Linked DNA regions of Homo sapiens: region 2 is linked to region 1. A link is an interaction called in ENCODE POLR2A ChIA-PET data of the cell type or tissue named here. Cell type or tissue: PC-9. All regions are shown on one strand.

Region 1 (5,000 bases):
CTCTGCCTAGGAAAACCAGAGACCTTTGTTCACTTGTTTATCTGCTGACCTTCCCTCCACTATTGTCCTATGACCCTGCCAAATCCCCGTCTGCGAGAAACACCCAAGAATGATCAATAAAAAAAAAAAAAAAGAAAGAAAATAGATTTTCAACAACCCTATCAACAAGCCAGTCACGAGAGACCATATGTTGTATATTTCTATTTATGTGAAATGTCCAGACTAGGTAAATCCACAGAGGCAAAAAAGTAGATTAGTAGTTGGCAAGGGCTGGGGGTGGAAAGTGGGAAGAATAGGGGACAATAGGAAGTGACTGCTAATGGGTATGAGGTATCTTTTTTAAGTGATGAAATATTCTAAACTTAGATTTTAGCAATAGTGCAAAATTCTGTGCATATAATAAAAAGCATTGAATTATATACATTAAATGAGTGACATGTATAGCATATAAATTATGTCTCCTGTATTAGTCTGTTCTAATACTGCTATGAAGAAATACCTGAGCCTGGGTAATTTATAAAGAAAAGAGGTTTAATTGACTTACAGTTCCGGATGGCTGGGGAGGCCTCAGGAAACTTACAATCATGACAGAAAGGGAGTCAAACACATCCTTTTTCACATGGCGGCAGGAGAGAGAAGTGACGAGCAAAGGGGGAAGCCCCTTATAAAACCATCAGATCTTGTGAGACTCACTCACTATCATAAGGACAGTATGTGGGTAACCACCCTCACGATTCAATTATCTCCCACCGGGTTACCTCCCCCAACACATGGGGATTATAGGAACTACAGTTCAAGATGAGATTTGGGTGGGAACACAAAGTCTGACCATATCATCCCCATAACACTTTTTTAAAAATATCCTCTCAGAGGTTTAGTTTCCTAGAGCTGCTCAATATATGGATGGGTCAATAAAATCCAAGTGAGAGGGAGCCTTAAGATGAATCGCCTTTGCCTTACCCTGCTCTTTCTTTGGCAGTGATGTTTGTTGAATTTCTGTTTCCCTCTCTGCTTTCAGCCCATGGACTTGGAGTTGTGTTTCTCCATCAGTTCACTAACTTTGCTTTGAATTTCTGGCTCTCCTTAAAGTAACACCCAGTCCCCCTGTTCGAATGTCCACTGATCACTGACCCTGCCTCCTGGGTCTCATGCAAAGTCTGACACCTGAACACATTTTGGCATCCTTGATCAGCACACTCCTGGACTTTGTCAAGTGGAGTGTCAGTCTCCTCCCAGAAATGCTAGGTTAGAACCAAGGTGGGGACTCTGACGGACCTCAGGCCACACTCTTCAAGCAAAGAAGACTTGGCTTGATCTTGTGACAGCCACTTGTATTTAAATGAGATGCTGGGAAACATATGGAGACCTACACAAGGGAATACCCAAAAGCTTCTTGGGCATTACACTGACCTACATAGTATACGGTTTTCCATTTGGGCTGAGTCACACTGCCCCTGATCAGGATAGATGTTATAGGGAGATGGAACAGAAGGCAGGGAGTTCATAGCAGTACTATCTGGTACCCCAGCATCAGGGATGTCCCCAGCTTCCCGTGATATTCATGTAGGCCCTGGAAGCACCGCTTCATATAGTGATTGTTTATTTAATGTCCAAGTTTGGAATGGCTTAGAAAAAGAAAAAGACCTAAGAGCTTATATGATGTCATGGAAAGATAGAAGTCAGACATGTGGTTTTCTTGGGTTCTTCAGCTTTTCCCAATTTTCTCCACCCCACATTCAGAGCTCTATTTGCCTTCATCTGCAGAATCTCTGTAGGAAGCAGTTTTGAAAGGCACTGCTGAGTCACTGAGTTGTACTGTGGTCTGACTCTCTGATACTTTAAATTCTGATTTGAAGAAATTGCTTGAAAGCACTGATATCTTTTTCTCACCGCTGGCAAATGGCAAAGTTTTCACTGAGTGAAAAGCAATGTTTCGTAAGTGAAAAATATAAGAATCAATTTGTCCATCATTCCATTATCCTGCCCAAACACTTAACAATTAAGGGACAGGCCAGAAGGCTTCAGTTAATTACATAAAAGGTTTTTTTTGTTGTTTGTTTTTAAGTTAGGTTTAAAGAGTCCATGAGCTGCTGACAGTCTAAGAAAAATTCTTTCAGGCATTTAGCTGGAAGTTGTCACAGTTTGAATGGATGGTTTATTCAAAATGAAGATTAAATTTCTTTATAGCAATTCTAATTTCATGGAACTTTAAATCTTAAAAAATTTAATGAAACACCCTAATCTTATAGAAAATAAAAGTAGGAGCCAGTGAATAGAAGTGACTTTCCCAAGTTCCCATAGCTAAATATATGGCAAAACTAGGAATAGAAGGACCCAGGTCATCAGACTGTGGAAACAGGGCCCTATTTTACTTCAGGATGTGCCAATAATTTATGATGATGTGAATCTTCTGAAACTTATACATGATTCAAAGACACTGGGGAGGTGGGAAAAAATGGATTTGGAAGGGATGAGGAAGAATAAGAGGATCAAATAGCATCTTTATTCAGGCTCCCTGCAATGGTTGAAACAGAGAATATTGTAAAGAATATTACATGCCTTCCTGAATCAAAAGTAGCACAGCCCTGCTGGCAGCTAAGGAAGCAGGGTAATAGAAATCCCAACACCTCCACACTCAGCGCCTGGAAAATGAGAACCTAAAGCTTACTGTATTAGGATAAGGACAAGCCCAAAATCAATCATGACCCATGCCAGCCTTAAACAGTTACCATAATCTCTTACACTTGTGTATTATTCTCTTATATTAAAATAAGAATCCTAGTTGTATGCATTTATATTTGATATATAAATATACATTTGCCCTTAAAGGGTCATCTACTATAAAGGAAATTTTTTTAAAGAATTGCAAGGAAGAAATACAGTACGTTACATTTCATTAAACCATTCTCCTGATTTTCTGGAGATCTGACCTAATTTCTCTTTAGGCCTATTAGAAAATGACATCCTTCCATTGGCAGAAACTGTCTAATTACTTTTTGTTATGAGCTATTTCCAACATTGCTGATCTGCAATTCTACAGAGCACTTTCATGAGGGCAGAGGGCAACTGTGAGTCATAGAGACTCTGGGAGGAAAGCAGAGCTCTTTGTCTGAATAAGGAAAAGTTCAGTTGTTCCTTAGGTTTCGGGCATATCAGCTATTGCTGTCATTGGGAGTGTTTCCCAGAACTGAAAGTGAGCCTTTTAGAAAGGTTTGACATCAGGCAAGTGCTCTCTGGGGCAGGAGAGCTGCACTTTTCAGTGATAAGTACAAAGCCTAGGTTCCCTGATGAATAACAGCTTGATGATACTGGGTTAAGTTACTGAACTTCTCTATGAAATTACATCAGCCATACCATTAGGTTGTTTGGACCATTCAATGAAGTAAATACATAAATGTACATAGCCCATCACCTGCATAGATTATATCTTCCATAAGGAATAGTTGCCTTCCTTCCTCTTGGCTAAGGGAATTGGAGGTCTGGCTATACTGTTGGAGAGAAGAGTTGTACCACAAACAGACTCCACTGAAACCATGTGGACTTTGGGAAGACTGGGCCCAAACCATAGCTCAGAAAGAACATTTGGTGAAGGAGCCCAGGTCTATCCAACATGACAGCCACTCTTCTTCATGGTCTAGCCTAGTGCTATTCAAAGTGTGGTCCTTGGCCCAACTGTATCGATATCATCTCAGACCCTCTAAATCTGGATCTCTGGAGTAGGGCCCAAGAATCTGTGGTTCTACCAGCTCACCAGGTGATTCTTTTGCAGGCTCAAGTTTGAAAAACACTGCTTTAGAGAAAGTGTTCCTAGCAAACCCAAGAGGACAGGAAGACATGGACCAGGGTAACAATCAGATTTTCAGGGGCTCAAGCCAAGGAGGTTTTAAGAAAAGGTGTAACAAATGACTGCTAGGAAGCCTCTGGGAAAAACCTTTAGGAATCATGTAACAATTGTCAATTTTATAAACACTTTCGTTCACTTAGCAAACATGAATCCACATGCGCTTATTAATCTTCTAACCAGAAGTAAGCCACTGAGTTTTTCACAAATTGGCTGGACAGGCTGATTCCCAAGACAAGAAGAGATCATCCACAAAATCCTTAAATAAAAAGAGCCTAAGTGCTCATTTTTGGTGACAGCAAGCAAAGAGGGAGATGGGAAGACAGCATTTTACTCAGTAGTCAGTCGTAGGAGGAAAAGAACCAGGGAATGGAAGCAGTCCAAATCCCTAAGGCTTTCAGAAAGCAGGGGGAAAAAATAAAAGCTAGACATGGGACTGAAATCCAGAGGTTGAGACATGACCCATCAGGCACATAACTGGCAGGAAGCCCAGCAGCGAGGCTCCCTCTTAGGAACTAAGCATCTGCCTGTTTTCACGTCTCTGCAACATACTAAATTATCTGTTAGCAAGTAGTTGCAGCATCCACAAAGATCAGGGACACAGGACACTTAGAAAATTCAATTGTGTATGTAAATATTTACCTAGCTACTTCCTTGGAGTCTACAGACCTGTGACATTTTATTGGCAGACAGACTTTATGATTTCAGCGTGCCAGTGTATTTTATCAGAAATAAGTGAAAAAAAAACTCAAAACAACTTGGAAAATAGAGATGTTCAAGTCAAGGTTTATCCACCAATGCCTCTGAAACTGGAGGGGCTTCAGTGCAGACCTTTAATCCACAATGCCTGATTCTGAAGTGGCATGTCTGTGTAAGAGAATTTAACATCCTAAGGATCCGCCAGCCTCTTCTATTTAAAGTCAGGGCCATTGATCCCCTTTTTGGGTTGACCCACACCCCACCAACCCTCAGGATCTGGATGCCATATAAACATTAACCAGAAGAAATCAGTTGCGTATCTCAGGTAGATTTATCTTCTAGGTAATCTTATTCCTAGACATGCTTTTGCTTTTAGTTTCATTATATTTACTTTGCCTTTGCCCTGCTCTTGTGGCCAGTGCCCTCTTTGTGTTTTATCATGAACCTGCTATGTGCCCAC
Region 2 (5,000 bases), 170 kb before region 1:
TATGGGTTGAGTTTTTTTCTGCCTCCTCATCCTATTACAGTCACCTGGGCCGCTTCCAGCCATATCTCAAAACATGACAAGATACAATCAATCTAAGATAACTTTCAGCTAGAGTTCTATAACACTCTGACTTAAGAGTCACAATTTGCCAAGCAAAATTAATGCCATCCAAGTTTGCATAGATGGAAATTGTATCATGTTTCTTTAGAATATTTTTCAAGTAAAATGTAGAACAAGCATGCATATATATATATATATATATATATATATATATATATATATATATATATCTGTTTTTGACTGTGTGAGTTGGTACGATGGCGTGAGCTGGTAGGAAAGCACATAGAGAAGTGTAGCAAGAAAGAGATTTATTAATGAGTTCTCCCACATCCCTCCAGGATGGGAGAGACAAAGCTACTGGAAATGTAAAGATGAATGAAGAAAAGACAAGCCACAGAAACTGGGGCCTCAGGGAGTTTTGGTAGAGAATTAAAAAGTAGGGTAACCAACTATCCAAGTTTATCTGGCACAGAAGAGTCTCCTGGGAAATGAGACTTTCAGGGCTCAAGCTGGAAAAGTCCCTGGCAAACCCCAATGAATTGATTACTAGAACTTGAAATTGTTTGGAGTTTTGCTCAATCAAAGATTAAGGATGTGAAAGAATTGTACAGAAAAGAAAAGAAAGTTAGACTTTCTTTAACGTATCTTGCGAAAATATGAAAATATCAGAAATATTTTTATTATTCTTGATTGGTAGGCTGTACTTTGTTGAATGCAACTTTGTCCAGGGACTTTTGTGCTAGCTGCATACATATTAATGAAAGACAATAATACTGTCAAATACTTATTGGGAACTTAACATACCATCCACAGATTGAAGTGCTTTGCACGGAATATCTCAATTGTCCTCAAAGCAACCTTAGTAGATGAGTACTGTTATTAGTTACTTTTTACAGATAAGGAAATAAAGGCATGCATTTTAGGCATTTTTTCCTAGAAGAAATCTTGACACAAAATTGACATGTGACAGATGATTAAAGGACTTTCAACTATATTCCAACAATGTAGAAGTAGTCAGGGTACATGGGTTAGCTGATCATGTGGTATCACTGAAATATTTGCATACTTCCACATGCCTGGGTCACATATTCTGACACTTTAGTTTCAAGCCATGAAGGCCATTGCAGAAGAAATGCTTATTAAAGTAAATACTTATTAAAGTAAAAAGATTGAGGCATATGAGTATTTTTTTTCAGCTAAATATTCCAGGTCAGTGAAAATGCAAAGACATTTTAGGTCACAGGAAACCACCTGGGATGTTTCAGCAGCTCATGTGTAGATTAACCCTGGGACAAGAGGGAGAGGAGAGGACCTTACTTGTCAGGTTCAGGATGACACTGTAGAACTTACATGCTTTCAATTTGATCTTCCCTTCATAAAGCTAACATTCATAACATGTCAAACACTGTACATAACCTATCATCTCTTTCTATCCTCATCACCATCTTATGAAATGTAGTTATTGCAAGTTTAAGCTTACAGATAAGGAAATAGAGGTACAGAGAGATTAAGTAACTTGGCAAGATCACAAGGCTAGCAAATGGTAAAGCCAAGATCTGAACACAGGCTTTATCCATTTAGTTATCTCAATTTCCTACTGTAATGTATATGGACTGCAAGAATGTTAAACTTACAGGAAAACACAGCAACTATTTAGTTAGCCTAACTTCCTTATTGTATTAGTAGTAAACTAAAGCTCCAAGGATTGTTAAGAGATTTGGGAAGACAGTGTGTATACCAGAAGGAGCAAGGTATTTCAACACAAATAACCTGGATTGGATCAGTAGTTTTACAACCTATTAACTCTCTCATTTGTGCAGATTATTTAACCTTTCTATACCTCAATTCTGTCATTTGTAAAATGAAGGTAATAATATCTACTTATAAGGGAGATTTCAAGATTAAATTAGACAATGTATGTAAAGCATTTAGTAGAGTTTCTCACATATAGTAAGGGATCAATAGATGATATTGGTATTAGATTTATTAATAACATTTAATATTAACAATTAATATTATTATTATTGCATAACTACCTAGTAATTATTATTGTTACTACTACAACTACTATTACATCATCATCATGATCACCATCATACCAGCTCACAGAGCAGTCAACTGCAAAACCAGGCTTAAAATCTGGTTGCCTAACTTACCATGATGACATATTTTCTTCTCTATTATAGAAACAACATGAAAACCTCAAACTGAGAAAGCATTTAAAAAAGACTCTTGGCATTCAGAAGGTTATTTGTAACATGTCCATAAAATTGCAGATAAGAATGTAGAATAATTTAAATGGCATAGAGTACAAAGAAGCAAATTCAATGCCATGCAATCTTGGGCGCTAATGATGTTTCTCTAGAATATTTTCCAAGTAAAATATAGAACAATTATATGTATATGTATTGGGTTTTGGCTTTATTCTTTATTTCTTTTGGCTTCTAGATGTGCACTATAAAAACATGGAAGATGGTCAGTCCTTCTGGTTTTGTAGCATGGATTTGAGAATATAAAAACAGAGGGTCCACAAGCTAACCCAACAGTGGTCTAACTTTATGGAGATATCTTTCTGTACAAGCCAACAAATGACAGACCTAAAGCAATTTGGCTTTCTGAGTACTGATGCAGCACTTCAAGAAGCACTTCAAGGAGCCATCTTGCCTCTTTCTTCTCCCTCATTTGACAAAATGAAATGTTAGGAACATTTACTCCCATGTATAAACTTCTCTAATAAGAATTCAGGGAAGAACACCTTACAACACACTATTTGTCATATATAAACTGTTCCGCATAGTCATTTTTATTACATAAGTAACATACACTATTAGTATGAAAAATTAGAAAAATAAATAAGCTAAAATAAGAAAATTAAAATCATTAATAATACCACAGTATGAAATAACTATTGTTAATATTTTGTTGTGTATATTTGCTGACTTTTTCTAAGCATATAAAAATTCATACATAGATAAATATACCAAATTTTAAAGATGCATTATATATAATCCTTTTTCCCATAGCTAAATTTAAAATTTCCATATTATATATAATAATTATATCCCATATCGTGGTTTTAAATAGTTGCCTGACATTCCATTATGTAGATGTACCATAACTTATTAGTCAAGCCTCTATTAATGGACAGTAGAGTGGCTTCCAATCTTCTTGCTGTTATAAACAACTCATTTTTATAAATACACTTGTTTATAAACCTTAGTACACTTGTTTAATATTTCCTTAGAAATAAAGAATTCCCAGACATGGAATTACCAAGTCAGGGACTGCAAACTTTTAAGATTTAACATGTACTTTGTATTAAGTAATAGGTATGTATTTGTAATATGTATGCATACATTTTGCCATATTTATCTTCGGAACCAGGTACTGATTTTCACTCCCAGCAGTGGGTATAAACGAGCCTGCCCCACTGCCCTTTATGGTTGAGTGAGCCAGCAACTTGCCTGGGCAGTCATGGCTTCCCACAGAAAAAGTCTATGAAGGCCCTCTACTAGTGCCACCTTTGTGAGACAAGGCAAGGACAAGAGACAACACCCAGCTGTCCCATGGATTGGCTAACAGCCACTGACAACACCCACATGTACTGTGATATCAGAGGCCAGCAAAGGAAAATATCCAAAAATAACAAAGCAACTGAGAATTGCTGGACACTGTCAGAGAGAAAATTATGATTTTTAAATGCATATGTGTTTTCCTTTAACAAATAGGACAGGGTGAAAAAGGAGCCATCCACGTTCAGCAAATAAGACTTGCTCTGAAAAACATTGAAAAAGAGAGAGGAAAGGGAATCATTACAGATTTGGAAAACGTGTGGCAAATTTCCTGGCCAGTAAGAGTAGAATATTAGAATGTCCAAAGGGGGAAACAAAACAAAACAAAAAAGCCCACTTTCTCCTGTGCCTGGGTAGCATTTTCAATCATTTTCTACCAGCCGATTTAAAAACTGAAACTTAAATCTCTGTGAATGCAAGCAAGGGCAAAGCAACAGAATGAGCTAGAACACCCTTTCTGCCTCTGCTGGCTTTGCACGGAAGGCAGCTAGTGCCTGCCTCTAACTGGGTCGCTCTATCCTTTCCTGGAGCCCACAAAGCTGAAAGAGAAGACTCAGTGAAGGCAGAGCTGGGGAGACACCAGATGTGGATACCATAGATGAGGATGTAGGTGGAGAGGAGGCAATGAAGTGCAATATACACTTGGGGCAAACAAATAAAGTACTGTCTTCTACCCTGTAGGTCATGAGAGAGGAGTTTCTTAATTATCTTACAGATAGTTGCATGGTGCCTACTGAAAGGATTCTCCAGTAGCAACTCATTTAAAGCTATGACAAATTATCCCTGTTTTCAAATGGGGAAACTGAGGCATGCCAAGATTAAATCTTTTGTCTAAGATAATATAGCTAATAAGTGGAAGAGCTGAGATTCGAACCCAAGGAGCCTGGTTCTAAAATCCACAGTCTTCACCGCATTGGTATGCTGTCTCTCAGGCCAGTTACAATGTAGGACTGAAGGACTGAAGACTAAGGTTCAAGTCCCTGGTCCACCTCCAATTGTCAGCTCTAAGCTACCTAGGGTAAGTCATATAATTTCTCTAAGCCTCAGACTCCTCCTTGGAGAAACAGGCACAATCCAGAGATCAGCTTTGTCCTGATCCTCCCGCTCCAGCCCATGACCCACACCCACCTGGATGCAGAACTCAACACATCTTTGAGTTCCCTGTCCCGTTTTGTTTCCATTGAATTTCAGTCTGCAGTTTCACTCTCTACTCAAGCACCCACTTAGTCACACTAAAGCATGCTCATTATTCCCCCTTAAAGAATCCTTTGATGTAAAAACATTGGAACAGTGAATCTTGTTTTTCCAAGCATTTTTTTAGGTGACACAGAAGAGGGAGGGGAAATTCATTGCATACTGCAGAAAAAA

What was found. ChIA-PET counts read pairs that join two places held together with the same protein. Peaks named below come from ENCODE experiments on the same cell type or tissue, not always from the same donor. Only the 100,000 strongest peaks of a DNase experiment are listed, where the experiment ranks them.
Region 2: POLR2A ChIA-PET joins it to region 1 with 6 read pairs; 2 of 35 experiments call an interaction of 5 or more read pairs at or near these places.

The regions. Positions count from the first base shown.
Region 1 is chr4:147,358,770-147,363,769 of GRCh38, forward strand. No RefSeq gene overlaps it. Among named protein-coding and RNA genes, the nearest start is that of MIR548G, 17 kb to the left of the region's middle. In PC-9, no CTCF peak of the experiment used is centred here; a DNase peak (open chromatin) is centred at 3,092; H3K27ac peaks cover 2,596 bases.
Region 2 is chr4:147,190,693-147,195,692 of GRCh38, forward strand. No RefSeq gene overlaps it. Among named protein-coding and RNA genes, the nearest start is that of MIR548G, 150 kb to the right of the region's middle. In PC-9, no CTCF peak of the experiment used is centred here; no DNase peak of the experiment used is centred here.